Regions from separate parts of the Homo sapiens genome. Here region 2 is linked to region 1. A link is a contact called in ENCODE Hi-C or POLR2A ChIA-PET data. All regions are on one chromosome and are shown on one strand. Each heading gives the region's core, a stretch centred on a gene start or an enhancer-like site at or near the end of the contact. The rest is flanking DNA. Distances are from core to core; before and after follow the strand shown. Region 1 has its middle 23 kb from the start of ME3. Region 2 has its middle 56 kb from the start of PRSS23.

Region 1 (4,388 bases), core at 1,318-3,817:
AAAAAAAAAGAAACTCTGCAATCCCTATCTCCTCCGTTTATATATTCATTTCAAATAGCAACAATTGTGTTACTGATGTGATAGGGGCCTTCTGTGGGGGAGATTGACTGGAAGTGTGCTGGATGAGTATGAATAATTGCTCTTGTTCCTTTAGGACTGGAATAGCAATAAAGACATTTGCTTGGCTGCCAAATCCTCATGTGTCTTCAGAAAGTGAATTTTAGAGTTGTCTTTCTCATGTAAGGGAAGCACTGTGGATGTTTTTTAGGAGGAATATATTTTTCCATATTGGTACTCCATGATATGAAAATACTACAGAGATAACTCAGAAATATCTCTGAACAAGACTTTTATAGCTTTGGAGGTTCCTGCCTTTTGTTTTCTGTAGGAGACTCTCATATTGTGGTAGATGGTACAAAGGGAAACCTAGGCTGTCTATAGTGTTAGTTAAATGTGGTTCAGCATAGAGTTTGATGGAATTCTGCCTCTAATTATTTTGCTTGCGTGGAAAATCAGAGTAATAAACGTGGCAGTAAAGACTGCCGTGGGTAGGAACTTCCAACTAAGTGGCAGTCTGAAGGCCAGGGAATGAATTGTCTTTCTAAAACTGCTATCTTCTTGACCCATTGTGTATTAAATCATATGAGTTAGCAATAACAGTTTCCTTTTTTATAATAGGTGTATTTGCACTTCCATGAATTCTGATTTAAAAGCTCAGATGTGGAATTTGGCAAGCCTGCAAATCTATGTTAGGGTTTAAATTCCTAATATTTTTATTGTTTAATGCATAACATCCTCAGGTTTTCAGGACTGCAGCATGAGCAATGCAGTTGTATAACATTGAAACCCAGTAGCCTTCATATCAGAACTTTGCCTACTTATCCAGCTTTATCTTGAGCTTGCAGTCTCTGATAAATGGAGTGATATACTGTTAGTTTATATACATCCATTCATTCATTGTTTATTAAATATCCTTTTTGCCTGGTACTATGTTAGACTTTGTATACATTGTCTTATTTAGTCCTCAAAATAATCTTTGGGTTTGGTAGCGTTATCTCCATTTTACAGATGAAGAAAAGGAGGCTCAGAGAGGTAAGATACTTGCTAGCATAGTTCTGTCTCTCTTTCTCTCTCTCCTAAAAACTAACCCCACATCTAAAGAAGCTGGTCTCTGAAAGAGATTTTTTGGAGAGAACCTCATTATTGATTGGGGTCAGCAATGAATATATCACCCAAGCTGAGCCAAACAAATTTTTTTCTCCTAGAAATATGAAGTTGGAATTCAAACACTGCAAGTCACTGCTTATGGCTGGAACATATAGACTTGACAGGCTTGGAGAAGTAGATTCTGACAATGCAGTTGGAGAAGCATCAGAGGCAGAGAATATGAGAGTGAAGCAGCTGCAAAGAGAGAAGCAGGGGTGAGAGGTGTCATGACAGCCTTGCAGATCCTAATTTACGGCCCTTTTGAGCTCTAGCTGTATTTCTACCCATGAATTCCAAAAGATAGCCCTATATCCTTATAAGAAATTCCCCATTTTAGCATAAACTAGCTAAAGTTGATTATTTGCAATTAAGAAGTATTAATTAATACAACTAACATATGGCAGAATTTGCACCCAGGTATAATTTACGGCTATGTTTGTAGCCACTACACTATATTACCTTTCTAAAGAATTGCTTAACTCATGCACAGTGTTCTGGGTGAAGATATAAGAATCATGCTAATGACCATTTATCATTAATTTATTTCAATGATAAAGGAAATAGATCACCAATTTATACACCCACTCATGTACAGATTGAAAGAAGCAAGACAATTGAACAAATTTTGGTGGTGGGCTCACTGGCTCATCAGGAACTCTTTGCTGCATTAACAGCCCTACTCTCATTATCATCATCCTCATGTTGAGCAAGCTAGGCTACAGGGGACTATATACCCTGGAAGATCTCCAATTATTCTGCAAATCACATATCTGGTTTTAGATCACTGACATGCAGTTACTTCAGGACTGTGTGAGACACCATAGGGTGTTCACCAAACCTGATGCTCTTCCTCCTGGACACAGAGATTTGCTACATTTCCCAGACACCCTTGAAATTAGTGTGGCCATGAGACCAGATTCTACCTAATAGAATATGAGCAGAAATGATCTGAGCTACTTGCAAGCCTGGTCCATAAAAACACCCAGTTGCTATCCTCTGTGCTCTTCCCCCAGGTCAACAATCTTGGAAGCCACACATTGAAGCTGGAGGAGCTCCAAGGTAGAAGGACCCTGAGTTCCTGAATTACTATTTAGAGCCCACCTTTAAGTAGAAACACTCATGTACGGGAGCAAGAGGTACATTTCAATTTTGTTAAGCTATTAAAATTTTGGAGTTTATATGTTACAGCAGCTGGCATTACCATAACAGGGATCATCTCTCCCATTTACGATTAATTAGCACACATCCCAAAGCAGGAGAGCTTCATTAATGGATACATCTTATTAAAAAAGAAAGTTCTTCAGTGCTAACAGGTCATGTTTAGAATTTTTCCTTTTAAGTCTTGACTCTATGCCAGGCCTGTCAGGGAAATAGGATGACTCTGCTTGATTAACATCCTGAGAATTTGGAGTTATGAAAGAGACCAGTGTTTCCAGTACTTAATTGATGAATCACATTTCTAGCTATTAGCCTGGCCACAAAAAAAAAAATTATTCCTCAGTTCCTAGCAGACCCTGTCACCATAGAGGAGAAACTCCCCCATTCCAGGACCCCTACTAGTTGTTTTAGGGTGAGTTTTCTTCAAAGGAATTCAGATCATAAATAGTTAAGCAGAGATAGCTAAATGTGATCAGTGTCGAACAAATCCTCAGATGGGGATAGTGGAGGAATTCTGTGGCTAATCCATTTAATTATGTAAACCAACACTTTAGATAGTTTAAGCCACATAATGGATTATTATTGTTGCCATTGTTGTTATTAATGTATATTTTACACATTAAGGACCCATGAGCTCAAATGGAGTAGGCTGTCAACCTAGCAAGAAACACCCCTTTCTTCTCTGTCTACTGTCTCCTTAATCTGGAGTTAGAATATACCTGACTGATTCCCTGCACAGCACCAACTCATGGGAAAATGCATATCTCTCTGCTTTACTCCATCCTGATGTCTTTGATCTGGGCAGGAAACCCCAAACAAAATTGGCGAGAAACTGTGGGTCTTACACATTGGAATACAGTGGCTGGGTGCAGTGGCTCATGCCTTTAATCCCAACACTTTGGGAGGCCGAGGCAGGGGGATCACTTGAGGTCAGAAGATCGAGACCAGCCTGATCAACATGGTGACACCCTGTCTCTACTAAAAATACAAAATTAGCTGGGCATGGTGGTGTGTGCCTGTAATCCCAGCTACTGGGGAGGCTGAGGCAGGAGAATCGCTTGAACCCAGGAGGCAGAGGTTGCAGTGAGCCGAGATCGTGCTTCTGCACTCCAGTGTGGGTGACAGAGTGAGACTCGGCCTCAAAAAACAAACAAACAAAACAAAACAAAAAAAACAAACAAAAAATTGGAATACAGTATGTTAAGTGACATTGGATGGCTGAGACTGAAGTAGACATAGAATGAGAGTCTAGTTGACCTGAAGCGGCAGGGATCTGCAGTAAAAACTTCGGAGCATAGTTCCGTAGCTGTTGTTCCAATGCAGCTGGTTAGATCCGACTATCCTAAGCTGAGGCAAAGAGTAGAAATCCAGGAAGGTCTACAAGCAGACTTCAAGGACAGACAGTTACGCACAGGGAGTTGTGGATGCAAGGAGGTGGACAGGAAGCTCATTACTGTGGTATGGCCTCCTTGGCTTCCCCAGCACCCTGTGCAGACCCCTGTTGTAGCTTTTATCTTAAAGTGCTATGATTGTTGCTGTTTCCCTCTGGAGATTGTGAGCTCTGTGAGGGCCAGAACCACAGCTTTTGTGGAAGTCAATTTTAAAATACATTGATTGCTGGTGCAAAACAACCCAATGGAGGAAGAAAGATAGTCTTTTCAACAAATGGTGCTGGAACAATTGGATATCCCTAGGCAAAGAAAATGAACTCAATCTAAAACTCGCATCATATAGAAAAATTAATTCAAAAATGGATCATGGATTTACATGTAGAATACAAAACTATAACACTTTCAAAAAAAAAATACAAGAACATCTTCAGGACCTAGGGCTAGGTGAAGAGTTATAAGACATGATACCAAAAGCACAATTCATAATGGAAAAACTGATAAAACTTCATGAAAATTAGAAACCTCAGTTTTCAAAAGATCATCTTAACAGAAAATAAGACAACATGCTACAGAGTGGAAGAAAATGTTTACAAATCATCTTACAAAGACCTTATATTTTGAAATGTAAAAAAA
Region 2 (4,433 bases), core at 300-2,799, 47 kb after region 1:
GTATAACCAGTATGTTGAACAAGCATGACTCATGGCATAATAATACACTGTTGACTTCTCCTGTCCTGGACCTCTCCTGCCCCACTCTCTCTCTCTCTGCTGTTTCAGATCCAACACAGTTAAAGCCATGGGCAGGAGAAGAGGTAAAGCAATAGTACAGATTTGACTTGAGTCTGGTCTTTGGCCAAGGGAAGCATCCCCTGGGTGAGCCAGAGCAGCACTCTTCTCATAGGGGCCATGCCATGGGTTGCTCCCAAGTCCCTTTGTGGGACCTCTGTCCTGCAGTCACCTTGACCCTGACAGATGTGTCGCCATTCCTGGAGCCACTTGAGGCATTGAGGAGCAGCACATTTCCAATCTTCCTGCGAAAATCCCTTCACTTCTCTCACAGGCACTTTCAGAGAAGATCTAAGATGGCCCACAGAACGGTTCTCTTTCTGGTGTGTCCCACATCTAGTGCATAGGAAATGACCTTGAACAACTCTGGGAATGCATTCCAAACCCACCCAGCACACCTCCTGGTTCCTGAACCTAGACAGCAAGTTACTCCTCTCTCATCCTCTGCCCACAGCGGGCAGGAGCCAGGACCCAGTCATGGTCTGCTCTCCCAGACATTACTCAGGACTAGTTCTCTATGGTCCCTCGTGCAAGAAATATCTTTTCACGTTCTCCTGCAGCACCTCCATGCCTCCCTCTAAGGGAGAGGGCTGTAACAGCTCTCTCCAAAGGAATCTCTTCTCTAATTCTCTCTCCAAGCTGGTCCCTCTGACCCTTTCCTCTACTCTTGACCTGGCTGAGGGCCAAGACTGAAGGTACATGAGCCCTTTTCTTGAAAATCCACATCTTGGGGATATGTTGTCATGCTCATTTTTTTAATCTTGATATTGATCATATTTGGTATGTCAGGTGAACTAATGGCAAGAAGTAGCCCATTCCAAACATCTTATGTCCCATCGCTGAAACAACCCATACTGGGAATGGTGTCTCCCAGGATGCTCACCTGAGCTGTGTTCTGTTTGTAAGTAGGCAGAGGATGGAGACCTCTTGAAGACCTAATTGTTCCCAAGATATAGTCTATGCTCCCCATCACATAAACTTCTGAGCTCCTTGGTCAAATCCGAAATGAATTTTTCATACCAGAGTTTACCCAGAGGACTGTGGGGGTGGGGTTGTGACCTGGATGGAGGACCGGAAGCTGTCCCAGTTTACTCAGTGTAGCTCGGAAAGGACAGGTTTGAAGTGAATCCATGTTTCTTCACACAGATAATTTTTTCCTCTTCAGAGTACTGGTCCACTCTGACAGCCCGTTGCCACAGAGCACCACCCACAGAGCAGAGGATCCACACTCAGTATTACATAGCATCAGCAGAAACAGAGGCTGACCCCCTTGGTGAGGCCACTTCAGTTTCCTTGTTCTTGGGCCACCCATGAGCACCTCTGACAGTTTAAAAGATACTCTTACAAGCCAAAGGAGAGAAGTATAGCCCAGGATTCCCAGGATTCCCTGGGAGCCCAACAGTCAAACTCTGAGCCCTGCGTAGGCTGTGAAAACTGAGTCACAGGTTGGTGACTCACTGGCTTGAGACCACACCATGAGTCAGGCAAAAAAGGCTGGGGACAAACTTTTATAATCTAATTTCTCCAGACTGCCTCTAGAGAACCACCCTTGAAAAAGAGCAGGCTCTGGGGTAAATGGCTGGGAAGACTTGTTGAGACACCAAACCGCGCATCAGAGAATAAAGACATACCTTGGCTTGTTGCATGTCTCACCTCACTGACAGCTTGCGGTTGTGTGCAATAGATTCTAATGTTGTTTTGTAATTTCTAACCCCACTTACTGGTAACAAATTCATCAATCACTTCAGATCTGCTGGCTGCCCTTAGTGACTCAGTGTCATTCATTATCCCCTAGCAACTGCTTATGCTTCAGTGTTTATGAAACCCTGGTGCAGAAAGGCTGTCTGGGGACAGGGGAGGTGACATAGAGCAGTGATTAAGGTCACAGGCTTGGTTATTACACAAACCTGGATTTAAATTCCGGTGTCACATTTGATAGGATCTTAGGCAAGTCACTTGCTTCATTTTTTCCATTATTAAAACAGAAATAACAGTGCACTTGAAGAGTTGCATGGAGGAATAAATGAAATCCTGTTCATAAATAGCCTGGAATATAGGATATGCTTTATAATTGATTAAATATTATATTATTCATTAAGGATTTATTTCCATTAATGACTGCTCTTCCTCACAATTTTGCTAATTGTTTACAATGTTAAATAATCATTTATTGGGGTACAAAAAAATTAAGTTTTTGCCAATATACAAAAAAATCAAACAGCAGCAGAGATCTAAACTACCATCAGCACACATAGCCCTTAAGAGAAGGACTGGCCGGGTGCGGTGGCTCACGCCTGTAATCCCAGCACTTTGGGAGGCCGAGGTGGGTGGATCACGAGGTCAGGAGATTGAGACCATCCTGGCTAATATGGTGAAACCCCATCTCTACTAAAATACAAAAAAATTAACCGGGCGTGGTGGTGGGTGCCTGTAGTCCCAGCTACTTGGGAGGCTGAGGCAGGAGAATGGTGTGAACCTGGGAGGCGGAGCTTGCAGTGAGCTGAGACCGCGCCACTGCTCTCCAGCCTGGGCGACAGAGCAAGACTCCATCTCAAAGAAAAAAAAAAAAAGAAAGAGAAAGAAGGACTACAGTTGGTCCATTTTGCATCTTTGGGCATGACACAAAGTGCTCAAAAAGTGGTTATAAATAAATAAAAGGCTAAATGGTGAGTATTTCCACACTAAACAGTTTTGGAGTTTGTGTCATCCACATTTGAGCACTTTCATTCATCAAGTAAGAAACTTCAGCACATCTCTGCATTAGACATTATGTGAAACACAACCTAGCCATCCTCCACACACAAAACAGTATAAACACAAGCACACTCCAGGGTGTGGAGGGGTTTCAAGGCCACAAAGTGATACTTAGGCTTAGGATGGTCCTGAAAAACATTTTTGAGACAGAATTGGTATTTGAGTCTGTTTGGGCTGCTATAACAAAAACATCAGAAACTGGATGGCTTATGAACAACAGAAATTTATTCCTCACAGCTCCAGAGGTTGGGAAGTCCAAGATCAAGAAACCAGCAGATTTGGTGTCTGGTGAGGGCCTGTATTCTTGTTCATAGATGATGCCTCTTTCTGTGACCACACATGTGGAAGCAGTAAATGAGCTCCCTCAAGGCTCTTTCCTAAGGGTATGAGTCCCATTCATGAGGGCTCTGCCCTGTAACCTAGTCACTTCCCAAAGGCCCCGCCACCTGGCACCATCACTTGGTGAATAGGTTTCAACCTACAGATTTGAGGGGGACACAGCATTCAGAAAATAGCAATTCAGAACTGGGACTGGAGAGAATAGGCAGGATGAGGTGGGACATCAGGAAGCAGGAGAAGCTCTGGCAAGGGCTGGGAGAGACAGAAAATGCTGAACATATAGAGATCAGTGAGGTAGTGGCCCGGCCAGCCTGATCTGGGGCATTTGTGAGAGACGAGGGTGAATAGTAAAAGCCTTGGAGGGAGAACACCTCACCCACTGGAGACAGTCTCTTGTGGTCTTCACCAGCTGGACCTCCCAGGTGAGAGTAGCTTGCTCTTCCTTTCGCTGTGGGGTGGAGACATAGGATAAAGGAGGTTCTATTGACCACATGTTTTATGACATTGGCCCAGTCACTTCCCTTCTCTGGAGCTTGAATTCCCTCAGCCATGGGATAAGTGGGTTGACCTGATCTCAGGTTCTACACTTCAGTATGCAGATGAATCACTGGGCGAGTGAACTAAAACAGATCCCTGGGCTTGACTGCTAGATACAGAATCCTAGACTTGGGTTGCATTTTACAATGCCCCCTGCCACCCCAACATGTAATTCTAGGAGGTAGAATTCTAGCACAAAGTTTCACAAACTTTTCCAATACGAGGATCAATTTTTTAAGTCAAAAAATTTCCAAAACCACCTCTATGTAAATGTAGATTAATTCTTATATTGGTTGTTTGAGAAAACACATAACCAAAAAAAAAAAAAAAGAGAGAAAACACATAACAGTTTAAAACGATCATGAATGCGATAACACTTTGTGTTGCGCTTATAGTTTATTAATCTCAGCAGGGGCACATATGTTTGAAAAATAGTATTCTATGCATGTGGAGTGGGCAGGATGTGCTATTTCTTCATAGTCTAGGTGATGTTTGGCATCCTCTGCATTGGAGTATTGTAATCCACAGACTCTGGGTATGTAGCTCACAATTTGGAAACACTGACCTAAATTAACTGTTAGTTTCCACCTCAAAACTAACCTTTGATTCTAATTAGAGGCCTATGACTAGTTGGCTAAGCACTGGTTCTTTTGCCTGTGTTTGAAATCTAATAAAAAAAAAATCTT

The links. Hi-C counts contacts between places; a loop is a spot of excess contacts on that map. ChIA-PET counts read pairs that join two places held with the same protein, here RNA polymerase II (POLR2A). Pooled maps may share reads with other maps.
Region 2: a loop to region 1 is called in a map of PC-9, with 5 times the contacts of the local background. The contact joins two enhancer-like sites. A Hi-C loop is called at or near these places in 14 of 168 maps with a recorded cell type or tissue (Calu3, IMR-90, MCF 10A and 9 more) and 16 of 50 pooled maps. POLR2A ChIA-PET finds 5 or more read pairs at or near these places in 8 of 52 experiments (A549, AG04449, BJ and 5 more).

The regions. Positions count from the first base shown.
Region 1 is chr11:86,693,583-86,697,970 of GRCh38, forward strand. No RefSeq gene overlaps it. Among named protein-coding and RNA genes, the nearest start is that of ME3, 23 kb to the left of the region's middle. Within about 2 kb of position 2,568, at least 2 of the 41 ENCODE cell types and tissues checked have a DNase peak (open chromatin) inside an H3K27ac peak, as active enhancers do; they include PC-9 and Panc1, where a contact is called at or near this core.
Region 2 is chr11:86,742,007-86,746,439 of GRCh38, forward strand. No RefSeq gene overlaps it. Among named protein-coding and RNA genes, the nearest start is that of PRSS23, 56 kb to the right of the region's middle. Within about 2 kb of position 1,550, at least 20 of the 41 ENCODE cell types and tissues checked have a DNase peak (open chromatin) inside an H3K27ac peak, as active enhancers do; they include PC-9 and Panc1, where a contact is called at or near this core.